Linked DNA regions of Homo sapiens: all the other regions are linked to region 4. Evidence: chromatin contacts called from ENCODE Hi-C or POLR2A ChIA-PET data. All regions are on one chromosome and are shown on one strand. Each heading gives the region's core, a stretch centred on a gene start or an enhancer-like site at or near the end of the contact. The rest is flanking DNA. Distances are from core to core; before and after follow the strand shown. Region 1 overlaps LOC101929507 (a long non-coding RNA gene). Region 2 overlaps LINC00583 (long intergenic non-protein coding RNA 583). Region 3 overlaps LOC101929507 (a long non-coding RNA gene). Region 4 overlaps NFIB-AS1 (NFIB antisense RNA 1).

The links. A loop is a pair of places that touch in the nucleus more often than their neighbours do. ChIA-PET counts read pairs that join two places held with the same protein, here RNA polymerase II (POLR2A). Pooled maps may share reads with other maps.
Region 1: a map of K562 shows a loop between it and region 4 (2.9-fold over the local background). The contact joins two enhancer-like sites. A Hi-C loop is called at or near these places in 1 of 168 maps with a recorded cell type or tissue (K562), 10 of 37 single-sample maps with no recorded cell type and 2 of 50 pooled maps. POLR2A ChIA-PET finds 5 or more read pairs at or near these places in 1 of 52 experiments (HEK293).
Region 2: a map with no recorded cell type shows a loop between it and region 4 (2.7-fold over the local background). The contact joins two enhancer-like sites. A Hi-C loop is called at or near these places in 4 of 37 single-sample maps with no recorded cell type and 2 of 50 pooled maps. POLR2A ChIA-PET finds 5 or more read pairs at or near these places in 1 of 52 experiments (AG04450).
Region 3: a loop to region 4 is called in a map of heart left ventricle, with 2.5 times the contacts of the local background. The contact joins two enhancer-like sites. A Hi-C loop is called at or near these places in 1 of 168 maps with a recorded cell type or tissue (heart left ventricle), 1 of 37 single-sample maps with no recorded cell type and 5 of 50 pooled maps.

Annotation. Positions count from the first base shown.
Region 1 is chr9:13,960,525-13,963,798 of GRCh38, forward strand. All of the region lies in intron 4 of LOC101929507 (a long non-coding RNA gene), which reads right to left. Among named protein-coding and RNA genes, the nearest start is that of LINC00583, 34 kb to the left of the region's middle. Within about 2 kb of position 1,772, at least 3 of the 41 ENCODE cell types and tissues checked have a DNase peak (open chromatin) inside an H3K27ac peak, as active enhancers do.
Region 2 is chr9:13,937,930-13,940,934 of GRCh38, forward strand. The region is part of intron 1 of LINC00583 (long intergenic non-protein coding RNA 583); the gene reads left to right. LOC101929507 (a long non-coding RNA gene) reads right to left here. Exons shown (of 8, transcript XR_001746621.2): 5 at 2,474-2,579; 6 at 1,732-2,008. Among named protein-coding and RNA genes, the nearest start is that of LINC00583, 11 kb to the left of the region's middle. RefSeq lists an enhancer at 1,619-2,435. Within about 2 kb of position 1,347, at least 2 of the 41 ENCODE cell types and tissues checked have a DNase peak (open chromatin) inside an H3K27ac peak, as active enhancers do.
Region 3 is chr9:13,861,682-13,864,656 of GRCh38, forward strand. The region is part of intron 7 of LOC101929507 (a long non-coding RNA gene); the gene reads right to left. Among named protein-coding and RNA genes, the nearest start is that of LINC00583, 65 kb to the right of the region's middle. Within about 2 kb of position 1,615, at least 6 of the 41 ENCODE cell types and tissues checked have a DNase peak (open chromatin) inside an H3K27ac peak, as active enhancers do.
Region 4 is chr9:14,352,093-14,355,248 of GRCh38, forward strand. The region is part of intron 1 of NFIB-AS1 (NFIB antisense RNA 1); the gene reads left to right. It also overlaps a transcript of NFIB not described here. Among named protein-coding and RNA genes, the nearest start is that of NFIB-AS1, 37 kb to the left of the region's middle. Within about 2 kb of position 1,544, at least 11 of the 41 ENCODE cell types and tissues checked have a DNase peak (open chromatin) inside an H3K27ac peak, as active enhancers do.

The sequences.
Region 1 (3,274 bases), core at 522-3,021, 390 kb before region 4:
TTTAAAATAATTTAGAGACAAGTAACAAAGTGCTTACAGTGCAAAAATTTACTCCAGAAGACTCCAAACCATTCACTGACATTTTACAGTTTAATCCCAGCTTCAATTTCATAACTGGTGCTCAAAACAGAAGAGGCGCACTGAGGTGTACACTTGAAAAGACATTTAAAGCCTTTCATTTGGAGATTTCAAAAACATTAACCAACATACTCAAATGCCCTTAAAATTCATATGGAGAACTAATACACTATGTTCTTTAAAAAAAAAAAAAAAAAAAAAAAAAAACCTTGTGGAATTAGAGCTGAGAATCCTTCAATAACCAGTTGTGAAAGTAAAAAACATAAGAATCAGAATTGTCACGGGAGCCTGTGATTTGTAAGAAAACCTTGAGAGTTCAAGTAGTTCATTTTCTAGCCTTCAAACAGTACTCTATTAAAAAACTGCCAATTTTAAAAAATATATTTTTTGGCCTCTGTATCAAATTGTCTGATGGATGGTGTGTAAGCAAAATGACAATAATCATAGTTAGCACATAGACACCATTTTAACACTTTTACATGTATTTAATTCATTGAGGCTTCATGATACACCTGTAATTTAAGTGTATCCCCATTTTCCAGTTGAGGAAGCTGAGGCTCAGAGAAGTTAAGTAACTTGCCCAAGGTCACAAAGCATGTGTGTGGCAGAGCCAGGATATGAACACGAGCATTATAGGTCAAGAGACTCTTGCCATGGAAGCCTCTTGGGGAGTGGGGAGAAGAATCACAAAAACTCCTCCCGAAATTGCATCATGGAAAAAATAATCCGATACATTTAAAGTAACCCTAAAGCTCTAATTACTTCTTCGTTTACTTGATTGGTGATCAAATTCCCTTCTAGCCTTCTGGGGAGGTTACTAAGAAGCTATGACACAAACACCACCAGCTACCCACAATCTGTGTTTCCTTTGGTGACCAGTCAGCTTCTTTATATTGTCTTCTTAAGGCCCAAATAAGGGCAAGGATTAGAGGCCTCCTGGCCTCCCAGCTGCTGCTCTCATACTCCCTGTCCTCTGGATCTCACAGCTCTGGTGGTCCAGGAGCAAAGAGAGAAAAATCACAAAGATGAAATTCTTCCCTGAGTTGAGAATAATGAGAAAGGTGTTGTGTCAACAACACAAACAAGGAAAAGTTGCCCTGAATCCCATCATTTATGCCCCCTGAGATCATCTGTGTAGCTCACAGCATACAAAAAGACCTGATGTTGAGCTCAGTTCCTGCCTTTGATGACACACAAATAGAAGTCAATTTTACACATTCACTGATTCTCCACATATTTATTGACAGTCTAGGGTAGGCTGGGTACTAAGATGGTTAAGATCCAATACTCATGCTTGAGTTCTGAGTTTAGACTGCTCTATGCCTTGGTTTCTTCCAGCCGGAAACAATAACTCTATACCCCACTTCTCCCCAGAGGTGCCACTCAGATTTCTGAGATATGAAAAATGTGGGAAGGAAAGTTCCTGCAAAGCCCCAATCCTTAGAAAAGCAAACTTCGCCGCCACAGTACACAGCACACACTCCAGAGTCGCCCATTGCCAACAGGCCAGCCAAGACACAGACTCCACCGGAGCGCTGGTGTCTCCAACTAATGGCCCGCTTTCATTCCTCTCTTCCCTGAACACTTTTAAACTTTTTTCTGGAGTCAACCCAAACTCAGCAGAGTTTCCAGATCTGTGGAAGTACAGCATGCAAGCAGCCCATTTCCTGACAATGCTGCAAAGCTTCAGGGAACACATTTTGTTATTTCCACATTTATGAGTCAAGCTGAAGCCCTGAACCTGACTCCTGACCAGGCTGTCCCCCACCTGGGAATGCTGCAAAGCTGAGGGGGGAAGGAAAATGGCACTGAACATGCACAGAGAAGTTAATAAAAATAAATGTTCCAATGGCTGCCTAGACAAAAACATTGGCATCCAAGGGGTCTCTAAAAGGGACTGAGGTGTGAAGATCATTTTCTGAGCCCTATTCAGGTTCTTCCCATGATAACTTGTTCTGGTGTGATTGCAAAGAAAGCAAAGTTTCAGGAAATGTGGCTCAAACTAAATGACACATTCTCTAAATGAACCTTTTCTTTCTTAAAGCAACCTGAAAAATGAAGCAAAGGGACTATACATTATTTCATCAATAATAAAAATGTTTAAGCACTTAATATGCACACAGCATCATGCTAGGCACTGTGAATGGTACAAAGAGAAATGTAACCATTGAACAAATTATTTTCAAATACCTACAAGGTGTCAGACATTGTATTAGCTATCGGAAATGAAAACACAGGTAACGCATGGCTCTAGCCCATTCTGCAATTTTTAATCAGTTTTAAAGCAACAATGGGAAAAAGAAAACTGGTCATGCTGACTGCTGGTATTTAGGAATAAGGAGAAGTTCTTAGATCTACTATACTTTTTCCATTTTCTTGAGAAATAATGTTGATTGGTTGAGGTGGTTTGTCAAGAAAAGAAAGTCGTCTTTTAGTTGATAAGGTAATTAGGAAGGAAGGAGTCCACTCCACTTCCAAGCTGTAACTAAAATTTTCAGTGGAGGAAAACAAATTTATAAAGATGAGTCAAAACCAAAACTGAACACTGATAGAGTGCTGGTTCCTACTGAACTTCACTGCAACAATACAGCTGATGCTGTCAGTAAGGATGGTGCTGCCTCATATTGCAAGTTGGTGTTTGTTATAGATATGTAATGCAATGTCAAGTAGGACTTTTCTTGTTGCACTGACATTTACCTAAGACCCAATCTGAGCACCTGACAGTAAATTTATCACATTCTAATTTCAAGGAAATTCCCTAAGAGTTATTGAGAGGCACCAGAGCAGAGCCAGCCCTGCCAACAGCCACCTCTCTCTCCTCCCACTCTGGTTCCTATGAAAAGACGACTGAGAAGTGAGAAGTGTGGGACTTCCCACTCAGAAGTGGGAGTGCAGCATTACTCTATGCAGTTAGTTCCTCCCTTCTTCATTGCAAAAGGGTTGTGCAGTGCTACATTTTAGTGCGAAAGAAACCCCTTGCAGGAAGCTGTAAGACAGTGAATGGCTGAAGGGCAAGAGCTATTATGGTATATAGGAAAATAAGCTGGAATCAGAGTTCCCCAGTCAGGAAACTGTGGAGTGAGAAGCTTCTACAGAGACTCTTGAAGAACCACATAGGCAACCCACAACAGAAGGAACACTTAAGATATCTGCAACGCAGCCGGGTGCAGTGGCTCACGCCTGTAATCCTAACACT
Region 2 (3,005 bases), core at 97-2,596, 410 kb before region 4:
TTTTAAATGTAGATTCTGATTTAGTAAGTCTGAGTTGGGGCCTGCGATTTGGCATTTCTGAGAAGCTCTCAGATTATGTCACTGCTGCCAGTCCATAGATCATATATTGAGTAGCAAGGCCTGAGATAATCTCTCAAATGTCAGTGATCTCAGTTCGGCTTTTGATAAGACTGGGGAGTCAAGGATTTGAAATTGAGTTTCCTGGTCAGTACCTATAATCCAAATTTTTAGAAGCATTCGTTAAGAAGTAATTCATTTGCTGTAGACATTAAGGTTGCTAGAAACACTGAAAACATGACATGATTTCTCACTCTGTCCAAATGCCTCAGCACTTGTGCACAGAAGTGGCCTTCAGGAGAATCTGCATACAAGGCTAACATTGTCTACATGAAGAATTTGGATTTGCTCAAATACTTGAGTACTTGGTAAAGGCACGAGTGTTTTCTGCCATAAGATAGGGTATTCTTTGGCAGCTGTAACCAAAGGTTTTGGTATTAATCCAAAAAAATTAATATATTAAATCATTGATAGACACCAAATCAATAAAGTAAATTGAAAACTAAAATTGCTTTAGTTGTAGGTGGTGGGACGTGGAAAGGGAAAGCCAGAGATTTCTGGAAACTCCCCAGCTATATTTGTACCTTGAGGGTGCCTCTTGAAAATCTTAAGTAAGCTCATTGGAAACATGTCTTGAAAAACACTGCAGAATGACCTGAAATGAATGGTTTGGATCTATGTTACTAACAGGTCACCTCAAGAGTGTGAGTATCCATTTCTGAAGGTTTGCCCAATATATTCACTTCAGGGATTGAAGAGTTAAAGAAATCTGGATTTGAACCATCCTTTTCACACTCAGATCTGCTACTCTAAAAGTCTATGAGTCCATTCTTTTCTAACTTAATTAGGACCTGGAATTTAAGTGCAGTGTCAAGCATTTTGATATTTGTCCATCCTTCCCTCTCCCAGGGTGAAGAGGCTTTTTTTTTCATGGCCAGAAGTCACTGGTAATGAGTTAGATAATTATATTCTATTGTTGAGAACCTAGACCTGCTCATTCTTTTCCTCACTTTCAATTGTGTGTGTGTGTGTGTGTGTGTGTGTGTGTGTGTGTGTGTGTGTGACAATATTAACTTCACTTAACTGCTGGAAATTGCAGGGAGCAGACAACTGCAGCTGAAAGAGGTGAAACAAAGAAAAGAAGGAAAAAAAGAGGAGGGAAAAGCTTTGCTGCAGAGTTTTTTTCTTAAGGGAGGAAGAAAAAGATTTTGTATTTCATAACACAGAGCATTAAAATGATGTAGCCCCACACAATGAAAACCTTGTGTTTTATTAAAGTGAAAAGCCTTGCTCAAGGCCTCCATTACTCATTTCCGGATGGAATGGCAAAACTTCAAGTTTGAAAAGACTCAAGTAGCTACAATCAAACTTTCCCTGGTAGCAGCTGATAACACAGCACTTTCCAGAAATCCATTTTGTAGATTCTGCAGATCAGCTATTTTCAGGACTCTCAGAGGCTGAACTCTGCACAAAAGGGGTAGCAGCACAGAAAGCCTGGAGATACTTAGTGCTGTAAGAATGTTTTCCACTACTTTAGGGTGGAAACTGATGGGAAATTCAATGGGTGGGTAAAAAGGTCACTACCATAATGCGAAGACCAATGTTTCAGTATCTCCATCCCACAACTCAAAAGGACCAAGGCAAAAGTACCCAAAACCCTGTTACCCCACTCACCTTCCCCTTCAACCAGAAGGACGGGGTTCAGAGACTCAGGGGTAGACGTCAGGTAGCAAACAGCAAATCTCCTGCCAGTTCCTCATTTATGCTGGAGAACAGGCACCTGGTCTTCATTAACATTGCTGCGGTAGTTAATGCGTTGCAGGTGTGAAAGTGTGTGGCTGAAATCTGACAAAACACCTGTCTTTTGTGGCACCATTAGATCTGCCTAGTGTGGGACACGACCCCCTCGGGTGTGCTTTCTCCTGCCTTGAAAGCCACAGTAAGCATTGTCCTGTAATTACAAAATCAGAGTCATCATTGCTGGGAAGAATTCCTTAACAAATTATACCTAATTAGTCTGAAATTACCTTTAATTCATGGTGAAACCATAGGCTTAACTGTGTTCTATAACACCTTCCTTTTTATCTTTATGCAAATATGATTATACACTATCAAACTGGCACCACCAGGCATAAAAAACAGCTGCAGCTAGTTCTTTGGTTACTAAATGGGAACTGGACGCATGCCATTGATTATGTTTTCTGAAATGCTGCATCAAAAAAAATAATAATAATATCAGCCAGTTCCTTCTCTGTGAATTCTAGTTTTCTTCCCCACCCACAGAATCCTACTTGAAAGCTGTGAGATTGATCTCCCTTGCCCAACCCCCTACCTCCTCACCACATTTTCTGCAGAGACGTGTGTACATCTTGCTGCCGCCCAATCTTTTAGAATGTCATTAAGTGTCAAAACATACCTCATTTTATTTCTGATCACAGCTTCTTATGATATGGCTTATTTGGCTCTCATTCTCATCTCAAATCTTCACAAAACTTTTGATTCAATGCAATTTGATTCATGTACTGTGGATTAAAAAGTTACTCATGTAGCAGGCATTGATCTACGAGATTTACATATACTCTGTTATCTAATCCTGGCTGCAGTCCTATCCACTATGTACTACTATTATTATCCCCTTTTTGCAGATAAGGAAACCAAGGCATAGAGATGTTATATATCTTACATGAGGTCAGGAAGCTAGAAGAGACAGAGCCAACAATCTTGCTCAAGCCATCTGTTTCTAGCATGCTCTTATCCCTTCTAATAGGCATTCCCAATGATGTCCAAGGTCTTTCTAATTGACACTGATTACTTTCAATTCTCCTATCACACTTCTGAGCACAACATTGTAGGAAAATTTTTCCAGTTAGTTGGCATATAAAGGTGAAAAGTTTCATTGTCATCAGAGAAAGAAATCATAGCTGACTCCTCCGTTGAATCCATACAAT
Region 3 (2,975 bases), core at 365-2,864, 490 kb before region 4:
AGAGCCTTGAAGATGAAGTTTCCCATAAATGGGGGATTAATGAATTTGGAAGACAATGAAGTGCAAAGAGATGAGTCAACCTTTGAGCCATAACTTGAATAAAGGGGTAAACAATTATTAGGAAGTGAGCTCCAGATTGTTTGTCCACTTGGGTTCACCATCTCTGGTGCAGATGTGGCCCCTTCCCTAATGTGATTACTAACAGGTAATCCAGCACCAGGCAAGTGTGAGTTTCTGACAATTTGCAGAATTCTTACCAAGCAGGAACTAGAAATCACATGGGAATTTGAGTGAGACCTGGCTATTGAGGACCTAAATAAATCCTTATGGAATCAAATCAATAATATATATATGCGTATCTAAATTTTCATATTAATAATTAATTTGCCTATATTTGCAAATTGTATAACATAAGAAGCTATAAAATGTATATAAAAATTAGTGTTTATAACATTTGTAACACTGTCCCATTTAATCCTCACTTCCATGTAGTTCCATTTTACAGATGGGAAAGTTGAGGCCCAGGAAAGGTTAAAAGGAATGATCTGAGATCCCGTAGCTGAGACCTGAGATTCCAAATAAGTTTTTAATCTCAAAATCAAAGTGGTTTTTTTAATCAAGGAAGAAAAATTCTATTTGAACCAATTCTAAGTTTTTCCATGCTTTTTATTACTTATACCTTCACCTCACATCTTTTCACATGAAAATAATTTAACTATTTAAATAATTTAAGTATTTAGGGCTAAGGGAGACCATCCACATTCCCAAATATCACACTACTAACACTGTGTTAGAGCCATCTGCAAAAAAATGGCCAATGTTATGAACTGAGTCTTCATCTTTTACTGAATGTCAAGTGTTAAATTCCGTGAGAAGCGGCATCTTACAGAATGCACAGCATTTTCAGCATTTCCCCATTATGGATTCCAAGTCTCTGCATTAATGCAAACATAGGGTCTGATATCCTTTAATATTAAATCCCCACTCTAGCCATCTCTAACAGAAAGTGGCCTTTGGGTGCCTGCCTGAAATAAATGGGGCTGGACAGGCACATTGGTCTTTTCTGGCACCCCAGAAACCAGAGATATTCCTCCCACAGTGATTTTGTGTGCAGCACTGAGTGCATGAATCTTGGATGTTGTTTCAAAAGGAACCATGAGCCATTTATTCTTAGCCTGAAATTGGCAGGCTTTACATTTTGGAGAATTTTTAATAGGACTAGCAGAGGAACCAACATTAGGGATTATTTTCTCAGTGTGGGGTTAGATGTGTAATGCATATGTTTGCCCTGAGGACCCCAAGCCACATACTGTAAAACTCTGTTAAAATGCCTTTCTCTGCAACTATTAACATTTTCCTGTGCACATTGTTCATTTATAATAGTCCCAGCCAAAAGTTTAGAAAGCTATGTTCCCCCATAGACCATTATTTTTATGCTAATTAATTAGCAAAACCAATATCTCAGCTATGAGATTCCAAGCTCTAGCTACTCAGTTTGGCTGAAATCTGTTTTTCTAATTATTGACTACTTTCTGCTACTTTAAGTCCGCCACCTAAGTTCTTGGACAGAGCTAGCTTCTGGGAGCAGGGGATGTCTCCAATGGCAACACAGTTCCACACTGAGTGGTGGAGTGGGAGGGAGGGATTGCAGCTGTTGGAGTCACTGTGGATTTGGGAGGAAGTAAGAGGAAGAAAGAGAGGAGATTTGTAGGACAGACTTAAAAAGGAAAAGACTAAGATCTTTTGACAAAATTTCAGTGAGGTGCAATTCTCTAAAGTTGCTAATACACTTCAACACTCTTAAAGGGAACATAGTATTAAAAACATATACAACAAGGAGATAATGAGTTAGACTCATCTGGAAAATAATTCTGTGTATATATTCTTGTGTTCTTAGGCTCTTGATTCTTTGATTTTATTTCTGAATTCCTGGAGCTGACTATATTTTTATTTCCAATTTGACAGGAATTTAGGCAGATTGTTTTCTCATTATTTCCCATATTTACAATTTACATTGCCTGTCTGATTGCTTACATTTGGGCATACAGATATACAGATATGAATATACACACATATAAATAGATACAAATAGATATAATCTCTCATGGATTTTCTATCTGATTATGATGGTTTTTATAAGGGTAAGAGGGAACAGAGCAGCTACTAATACTCTGAGCATAAACCATGCCTCATGGGCTATGTGTTCCATCTCATTCTAACTTTATAACAACCAAAGAAGAAAGAGTGATTATCCCTAGGTAACAGATGAGAATAATGAAGACTAGAGAGGTTACATATGTGACTAAGGTCCTAGTATGTGGTAGAGATAAGACTTGAATACAGATTTGTCTAGAAGAACACTGAGGCTCTTTCTCCTAAAACATGTTTCTTGGAAAAAGACTTGCACAACACGTGTATGCCTGCAGTTTGTTCTTAAAAGGAAAGTTCTCCTTTTAATTCCTTATTATGAACATTTACTTTTAACTCCTAAGACCACTCTCTGAGTGTGTACAAATGTATCATTGTCATAAGACATTTTTACACCTGTCAAATGGGAAAGGTCATTTCTTAAGAGCAGCCAGCTGTAAGTCAGGGGTTTTAAAATTAAAGAAGGAATTATGGGGCGTGACAGGCAATAAAGAAGGGGATTGTGTGGGAGAAACAAAACAGTTTGAAAAAGAAGAATCAGAGACCAAAGTTATATTTGGGGGATAGGAGGCAGGGTTGGTGTTTGGTGGTTTGTTTCTTTTTTTGCTAAGGGCAATTTTTCTCAGGAATCTATCCCACCCTTCAATATTTGGTGCCTTTCTAGGCACACATTAAGATCAGCGATTCCCTAAGTTCACAATATAGCGCTACAGCAACTAATTCTCCAATAATCTGATAATTTACTCTGTTAGTAATAATAACCAGCAAGGACTAAAGAGCTTAACTCCTTATTTTCCTCACTTCCAGATGATTTCCTTAGCTTTCAA
Region 4 (3,156 bases), core at 294-2,793:
CTTTGCAGCAACGCTAAAGAGCATCATTAACCCCAATAAAATTTTAAAAATAAAATCATAAAAGGAACACATGCGTAAATCCAGATACTTCAAATAATAGAAAACAGCATAAAATGAAAGTAAAAGTCTCCTACCCTGCTCCGTCTCCTGGAATTACACTGATTTTTTCATTTTTTTTTGGTGATGTATTTGTATATATAATAGATGTTATCATTATTTTATGAGTGTGGAGTTGGGAGGCTCACCACCAAGATAACAAACCATGGCTACCTGTCTCCGGGCTCAGCACTTCCCGGTACTCTACATTAGCTAAGATGAACGTGGAAATAAAGAAGTGAGCGAGGCCACAGGTAAAAAGAAGAGTCGGGTCAGAATTGACATCACCGCTTCTTTTGCACTGTTCCTCCTGCCCCTGCCTGGCTCCTGAGACCACAGGCTCCCTCAGTGTATGTAATCTGATGATCTTCTATGGTGGCTGCATTTCTTCCAGGCCTTGGTGCAATTGGACAAGCAAGTGTTTCCATGCTCTGTCACCCGGGCCCTCAGTGCTGTTTCTACGCTGTACTAGGTCTGGTCCTGAGGCAAGCCTCTAAGCTTTAGATTTCACTGCTTATCTCTCAGCGTTGTTGAGAGGCTCCAATAACAGACAGGGAAAGGACTGTGTAAACTTGGAATCTCTCTATGTAAACATACAGCTGCTTTTCAAAGGCCTGCATAGGAAGGACCCTGTAGCCTTTCCCTCTGGAACAGAGGAGTTTCAGGAGTCTTTGTGAAAGAGTACGTTTTTGACATCTGAGGGTTTGCATTGTGTCCGTTTGTGTCTATAGGGGCAGGGTTAGGAGTATGTCTTAAAGTAGAAGAGGATGCTCATTTATTACTGAATCTTTGGAATCAGGAGACTTTGGCAAGGGTCAAGTGGATTTCTTTCTGCTGGAGGGCACACAGAGGCAAGCTGGTGGGGTTACAAGGAGGCAGTTATCCTGCTTGGGGTGCACCATGGGTTGGTGAGAATGGCAGAGGTATGGTGAAGGTGCTGCAGCCTGTCCCTTTGGGTAGGTAGCTACTACCAAAGGCTGTCCTTAGACTGTAGGGGCAGACAGAGGGTGGTGAGGGATAGGTCCAGGCCGCGTGAGCTTCCCAGACATGTTATTTAATTTGTGATTGTTTTTGTGCGTGGAAAGGGGAGGGATATTAGAGGATAGATGTGACAGTTCTTCTGGGAAGCTGGTCCTGTTCTATAGGGTTCTTCATTCAGGAAGAATAGCCAAAAACATCCTGAGTTCAGAGGCCTGCAAGTGAGAACAAATGGTGGACCACTGCTAGGGTGTCCTTGGCAGAGCGGGGGAGCTCCTGGAGAGGGGTCTCTGAACTGCTGCATCCCTGCACCCTGAGAATCTGAGCATGAGGAGGAAGCAGAAAATGGCTTTAAGGCGAATGAAGGGGGCTGGGGAGTGGGCTGGTTCCAATGAGAGAAACTGAAAGGAGGGAAGTCAGATTTTTCTTGACGGCCCAGTCTGGCTTCATTCTTCAATACCTGTCAGGACAAAGGCTGCTGCGCCCCCTGGTGTCCGACTGGCCGCCGATGCCTGCGAGCTGACGTGGAGACCCGCAGGCGGTGAGACCCGGGGACCAGCTGGAGGAGTCCACGGGTCAGATGCCTTTTCTTCCATTTGCTAAGGGAGTTGAAGTTGAAATAGCCGTTGCTTTGTCCGTTCTAGAGTCCAAATAGAGACTCTAGTGGAGAGCGAGAGGGGTTTTGTCTTTTTTTTTTTTTTTTTTTGCATGCAATTGAGGCTGACAGGACAATGCCTGTTTAGAAGTAGCCTGGTGCAGTGGAAAGTACGCTCATCTGAAAGAAAAGACCTGCATTTTAGGTGGAGAGCTGATCTGGGGCAAATCACTTAAAATGTTCCAACCTCCCCTTCCTTCTCTAAAAACCAAAGGGGTTACAGTAAGATGTCTGTAAGGTGTTGTCTGAACTCTAATGTTGATTGGGATTGATTAAATCACTAATACACCGCACCCTATTTTCTCAGAGCCTTGCAAATTTGACATTATTTTTTCAATCTACAGGCAGGTGCAAATGTTATGTTTCAGCATCATGAGTTCCCTAATTGTGAGCAAAGATTTTAGTGTCTCCTTTCCTTTTAAAAATAAAAAAATAGCTCTTTTGAGCACAGAACCTCCCTCACCACCACCTTTTGTGGAGCCTCCTGCAAGAAAGCTGCAGAGTGAACAGGGCTTCAGTCTCTGCTCTGTTTCTTTTAAAAATAAAGTACTAAAGTATTGTGCTGGAAATTCTGCTACTAAGTGTTACATGTGGTAGGTGTGAATATATGCTTCAATAGTTCCAGGCACAAGACCAAAATCTTCCCCAGAATTAGCAGAGTTTTCAGCTATAATCTGGCTAACATTTTTCTACAAATAGGTACAAAGACCAATTTGAGAGTACGGTCTCTCTAAGGGGCTACATGGTTGGGTTTCCATTGAAATTTAGGGCCATCCCTTGTACAGTCAGGTGAATTTTTAAGTGGGATCAGCCCTGGGGAATAATTATGTAGTCGCTGAGGGTTTTTCTCTCCTAAAATCTCCAAATCTAGTTTCTGAGGTGAGCAGTCAGTTATACCTCATGGCAATTTTTTCCTTCAGCATTGCATTTAAATGGTTATCTCTATGTAATGGGTACTCTGTGTGTGTGTGTGTGTGTGTGTGTGTGTGTGTGTGTAGAAATGGATTGTCCCGTGAAGGATCACTTGAACAGCAACCTTAGCTTTACAGATGTGAAGGGAGTGTGTAGCCCTTGTCCTGTTGTGAACACTGTCACTATTCCTTGTGCGGCAGGGGAGGAGCAGGTCTCTCTAAATGAGAGAAGCGAACCAGAGGAAGAACAGCAGCACAAATGAGATGACCTATAGCAACCGACCCCTGCTTCAGGGATGGGGAGATGCTGTGTGTGTGTGAGCATGTTTGGGTTGGAGTAAGCACAGTGACTTGGAACACTGCACCCCTCCCCAAAGGGAAAAGCTGTGTTACAGGCTGAACTGTGCCACTCCAAAATCACCCTTGATACCTCAGAATGTGACTGTATTTGGAGATAGGGCCTTTAAGGGGGTACTTAAGTTATTATGAAGTGGGCCCTAATCCAGTATGACTGGT